Linked DNA regions of Homo sapiens: region 2 is linked to region 1. A link is an interaction called in ENCODE POLR2A ChIA-PET data of the cell type or tissue named here. Cell type or tissue: HepG2. All regions are shown on one strand. Each heading gives the region's core, and the rest is flanking DNA. Links, peaks and the distances in the headings are about the cores only.

The links. ChIA-PET counts read pairs that join two places held together with the same protein. Peaks named below come from ENCODE experiments on the same cell type or tissue, not always from the same donor. Only the 100,000 strongest peaks of a DNase experiment are listed, where the experiment ranks them.
Region 2: POLR2A ChIA-PET joins it to region 1 with 11 read pairs; 4 of 35 experiments call an interaction of 5 or more read pairs at or near these places.

What each region holds. Positions count from the first base shown.
Region 1 is chr22:24,504,586-24,507,498 of GRCh38, forward strand. The region is part of intron 3 of UPB1 (beta-ureidopropionase 1); the gene reads left to right. Among named protein-coding and RNA genes, the nearest start is that of UPB1, 11 kb to the left of the region's middle. RefSeq lists enhancers at 941-1,479, 1,480-2,016, 2,231-2,320, 2,741-2,790. In HepG2, for the core only: no CTCF peak of the experiment used is centred there; DNase peaks (open chromatin) are centred at 936, 1,796, 2,126 and 2,506; H3K4me3 peaks cover 533 bases.
Region 2 is chr22:24,577,578-24,580,490 of GRCh38, forward strand. It overlaps LOC124905091 (a long non-coding RNA gene), which reads right to left. Exons shown (of 2, transcript XR_007068024.1): 1 at 2,627-2,913. Among named protein-coding and RNA genes, the nearest start is that of LRRC75B, 14 kb to the right of the region's middle. In HepG2, for the core only: no CTCF peak of the experiment used is centred there; DNase peaks (open chromatin) are centred at 1,474 and 2,077; H3K4me3 peaks cover 437 bases.

The DNA.
Region 1 (2,913 bases), core at 259-2,758:
GGGTTCTGAAGCTCTAGGAAATGTTCTTGCATTATTTCATTCATTATTTTCCCCTCTTTTTTTCTCTTTCTAGACAGTCCTACTATTAGGATGTTGGAACCCTGGACTAGTTCCCTAATTTTGTTATGTATTTCCTCCTTTTTTTTTTTTTTTTTTTTTTGATACGTGGTCTTACTCTGTCACTGAGGCTGTAGTGCAGTGGCACAATCACAGCTCACTGCAGCCTTGACCTCCCAGGATCAAGCAATCCTCCCGCCCCAGCCTCCTGAGTAGCTGGGACCATAGATGCATACCACCACACCTGGCTAATTTTCTTGAATTTTTTTTTTTTTTTTTTTTTGTAAAGATGAGATCTGTGTTGCCCAGGCAGGTCTCAAATTCCTGGGCCCAAGCAATTCTCCCACCTTGGACTCCCAAAATGCTGCAACTATAGGCGTGAGCCACAGGGCCCAGTCACCACTTTGTCTTTTTGCTCAATTTTCTGGTGGATTTGATCTGATTTGTCAGTCAGCCCTCCTATTCAACCTTTCATTTCTGCTGTCAAATTTTGAATTTACTAGTGTTCTTTTGGTCTGAAAGTCCCTGTTGTATTACATCCTGTTCTTGCATCATGGTTGCGATATCTTCTCTTACCTCTAAGGATACTAATATTAAGTAAATTTTGTTTTCTCTCTTATTCCAAGAGTCCTTATTCCAAGTTGGACGCTTTGTTTGATTGCTCATATTTTAAGAATTGGGGATTAAAAATCTGTGAGCTCTGAGTTTGTAGTAGGGGCTCACCCACTGAGCTCCATTATAGGGTGATCTGATTTAGTGGTAATTCCCAGGTAATCCCAGTGTTAGTATCTCTGGGTCATTCTTTTCAGGCTGGTCAGAGTCCCCAGAGATTTTTCTGCCCTTGTGCCAAGAAGGGAAGGAGAACAAAGGTTCAGCATGCTGATGTTTACTCAATCCCTCTGTTTTGACACTTCACTTGCTTTCATCTGCCCTGCTCCAAAGCCAGAGAGCCTCTGCTGAACCATCTCTGGAGGATGAGCCTCTGGCCTTCTTCTGGGGTAGATGGGGCAGGTCCCAGCCTCTTGGTGTGGAGAAAGGACCTGGATTTCTAACTGCTTCTTTTTTTATTTTTATTTTTATTTTTTTTTGAGGTGGAGTCTTGGTCTGTCACCCAGGCTGGAGGGCAGTGGCGCGATCTCAGCTCACTGCAACCTCTGCCTCCTGGATTCAAGCGATTTTTCTGCCTCAGCCTCCTGAGTAGCTGGGACTACAGGCCCGTGCCACCATGCCTGCCTGATTTCTGTATTTTTAGTAGAGATGGGGTTTTGCCATGTTGGCCAGGCTGGTCTCGAACTCCTGACCTCAGGTGATCCACCCACCTCAGCCTCCCAAAGTTCTGGGATTACAGGCGTGAGCCACCGTGCCTGGCCCTAACTGCATTTTTTTTTTTTTTTTTCAGACGGAATCTTGTTCTGTCACCCAGGCTGGCATGCAGTGGCGCATTCTCAGCTCACTGCAACCTCTGCCTCCTGGGTTCAAAAAATTCTCCTGCCTCAGCCTCCTGAGTAGCTGGAATTACAGGCCTGTACCACCACACCCAGCTAATTTTTGTATTTTTAGTAGAGACCAGGCTTCACCATGTTGGCCAGGCTGGTCTCGAATTCCTGACCTCAGGTGATCCGCCCACCTCGGCCTCCCAAAGTGCTGGGATTACAGGCATGAGCCACTGCGCCCGGCCCCTAACTGCTTCTTAAATAGACCTTTGACCAGTCCTTGTTTATCATACTTCCCTGCTTCCCCACCTTCAGAGGTACCTGGTGCCCCTGGGTCCTGAGCTTTGGATAAGCAGGAGATCTTCTCTACTGCTAGCGGGACTCAGTTTTCTCTGATCTGCTGAGAGATTTGCCTGCATCTTTCCGCCTTCCAGCTTCCCGTGTTTCCGTGCCTCAGTGCACCATCCTTGTTGGGTATATGCCTTTGCATGAACATTGCTTTCCTGTCATGTTAATGGGGTTTCAGGAAAGAACACGTGTCTGTGTCCCAGAAGTTCATGTCGTTTTCCTATTTTTGTTACCTTTGTACTCTCACTCTTCATTAGACTATGAGCTCCATGAGGATAGTATCTGTGTTTGTTTTTCCCAACTCTCCACCCACCCCTGTTTCATCTTTAGTGGCAAGAATAATCCCTAGTGCATGACAGGCACTACAAATTAGTATTGGCTGGATAGTTGAACTAACATCTCCCCTTTCTTGGATCTGGAACTCCCCCTCATTTATCAAAGTCTAGCACAGGTACCCCTCCTTTGTGGGGCCCTGGGGACTCCCCCAGGACTCCCCCTGACCACTCTGTATTGCCAGGTTGTGTGGCCGCACCAGGTTCTAATTCATCTCCTTCCCTCTAGGCTGGCAGTTCCTGAGGGCCAGGTGTTAGGTCAGTGCATGTGGAACCTCGTCCCCTCTAGTTGAAGAACTGTAGTTGGGACTTTGCAGCCAGCCTCACCCAACCTCACTTCCACATCCTTCTTTTGAAAGTGTGTTTACATTAGAGTGGTTGTGTAAACAGGAAAAGAAGCTGCTTATTCTCTGGGGGCACTTGACTCACTCCTAATGCTCTGAAAGCTGAGAATTAATGGTCATTAAGGAGCATTTGTGTTTTCAACAGCTTTTCTGTTGGCTTCCTTAAAATAATTCATCTCTCTTCACAGAAGGCGAGCCTGGGGAGCCTTGAGCCTGCTACCAAGGCCCCCAGGACTGTTGCTGGCAGTGCCTGCCGCCTGCTTGGCAAGATGGTGGTGGTGCCATTGGCGGGATATTTACTGTGGTACTCTCTTAGGACCAGGCTTCCTGGGACCGGAAGGAATTGAGAGGCTGAGGCTTCTCTTCCTTCTCTGTGAAATAAAGGGGGTGACACCAGCT
Region 2 (2,913 bases), core at 213-2,712, 73 kb after region 1:
GAAAAAAAAAAGAATAACTCAGATTTAAAGAAGATATAGACTAAAGGATGATGTCATAAAGGTAATTAGACCAGTATTTAACATGAATTCTGAGCAGGACACGGTGGCTCACGCCTGTAATCCCAGCACTTTGGGAGGCCGAGGCAGGTGGATCACGAGGTCAGGAGTTCGAGACCAGCCTGGCCAAGATGGTGAAACCCCATCTCTACTAAAAATACAAAAATTAGCCAGGTGTTGGGGCGGGTGCCTGTAATCCCAGCTACTCAGGAGGCTGAGGCAGAGAATTGCTTTAACCCAGGAGGCGGAGCTTACAGTGAGCCGAGATTGTGCCACTGCACTCCAGCCTGGGTGACAGAGCAAGACTCCATCTCAAAAAGAAAAAGAAAAACCAAAAACATGAATTCTGGTTCTGAGTGCCACCGTGACCACCTCTCCCAGCCTCTGGTTGGTTATCTGTACAAGGGTGGATGTGGACTCACTTGATTCACTGATACTATCCCAGCTTCTACACTGGTAGAACCATAACCTTAAAAAACAATCAAAGCATACAGGAGTTTTTCTGCCACTAGCCAAGATGAAAGTAATTGATTTATCATTGTGTCTGAAAAAACACACACAAAATAATATGAAACAATGGTTTTCAAGACATCAGACATTGAAGGAGACTAATCCCTGAGAAACGAGAAATAAATAAGGGGAGTTGTACAATTGCCCCAGCTCACTGCTTACAAGAGTCTCCAAGCTGTGGCACAGGGAAGGGGACTGAAGCTGACCTACCAGCCTGCCTGCATTGAGAAACGAGAGCTAAGAGTTCAGAGAAGCCACCAAGGCAGCTAGGACTATAGGACAGAATGTCAAGAGAAGAAAGCCACACAGAGAACCCAAGAGATCTGCAGCGGGTTGCTTTTGAACATTCAGCAGAATACTGATGAGCACACCGATGTGAGGAAGTTAACAGGCTGGGGAAGACCCATAAAGAATTGGAACAGTGCTTGGCGTCATGCTAGGCTGAGACTAAACATTTTCCTATCAGTCAGACAAGAAATTCACAGGATATGGAGTACAGTGTTGTTTTAAGATGTACCATATCTGATTTTGTTTTAATCAGGTATGGTAAGACCCAGAGACAGCTGCCTTGAAAGAATGTATTACAGTTCTCAAAGAAGGGGGCAAACCACGTTACGTGGGCCATATGGGGAGACACCAGCCTGAGTCAGGAGGCAGAAGGAGCAATGGCAGAGCAAGACCCAGAGCCTTCATTGTAGTTTTCTCATGAAGGAATGAGTGAGGCAGAGTAGGCAAGTTTGAGCAAGTTTAGGATTGGATAGTCTGAATAATTTTCAACTGGGTTATAAGTGGTCTCTGTAAAGTACCTTGCCCTGAGGTGATTGAGGGTAAAGGAAATACTGGCTTAGTGTATGAGAGTTAGATAAAGGAGGCAGTTTTGGGTGTGGACTTTGGATTGTTTGGTTTGTACATGAAAGACACGCTGCCAGCAAGTTGTTTACTATCTCTAGGAATTAGCTAACCCTGGGAGGAGCATCCTTCAGGATTAGCAAGGCCCAAGATACCAAAGCATCATAAAACAGAAAACAAAAGGCATGATTAATACAAATATCCAGGAAGGCCTTGCCTGGTAAATGAGGAATAATTAGCCCAAGACTGAGCGCTGGACCTGAATAACAAGTCATAAAAACAACACATTAAAACATGAAACTGTTTTTCCGGACCAATTAAATATATCCAAGAATAAGACTCAAAAAGATTTATAGGAATATAAAAATGTCCAGTACCCCACACAGTAAAATTCACTGTCTGGCTCCAGTCAGAGATTGCTAGGCATGCAAAGATGCAGGAAAGCACAGCACATAATGAGATTAAGAGATCCAAAACTACACAGATGTTAGAATTAGCAAAGAAGGACATTAAAAGTTATAACTGTGTATTTCAAAAGCTGAGCAGATTTTAAAAGAAGACTCCCTGATTTCAAGAATTACTATAGAGCTGTACTCATCAAAACAGCATGGTATTTCATCAAGTTAAGCAAATAGATCAAAGGAACAGAGTCTGAAAACAAATCCACACATGTATACAAAATGAGTTTTTTCAAAGCCACAAAGGTAATGCACTGGAGAAAGGATAGCATTTTCAACAAATGGTGCCAGAACAATTGGATATCTGTATGGAAAAATCCCTCAAAACTTGGGTCTATACCTCATGCCATACAAAAAAATTAATTCCAAATGGATCATCCACTTAAAACTATAAAACTTCTAGAAGAAATGTAACCCTAAACCTTGGGTTAAGCAAAAATTCAGATATAATACCAAAAGTACTATCCATGAAAGACCAAACTAATATATTAGACCACCAAAATAAAAAACTGCTTTCCAATGACACTGTTAAAAGACTAACCACGAAATTTTGGCAAAGCTAAGTCTAATAAAAAATGTGTATCCAGAATATATAAAGAATTTGTGGCCAGGCACCGTGGCTCACGCCTGTAATCCCAGCACTTTGGGAGGCCGAGGCCAGATCACCTGAGGTCAGGAGCTCGAGACCAGCAACATGGAGAAACCCCGTTTCTAGTAAAAATACAAAATTAGCCCAGTGTGGTGGCACATACCTGTAACCCCAGCTACTCAGGAAGGCTGAGGCAGGAGAATCGCTTGAACCCAGGAGGCGGAGGTTGCGGTGAGCCGAGATCGTGCCATTGCACTCCAGCCTGGGCAACAAGAGCAAAACTCTGTCTCAAAAAATAAAGAATTTGCAAAGCTCAATAATAAGACATGGGGAAAAAATTTGAACAGACTTGAGAAGATACAGATGGCAAACATGCACATTAAAACATGTTCAACATCATTAGTCATTAGGGAAATGCCCAAGTTAAAGCCAGAGAGATATTGCTACACA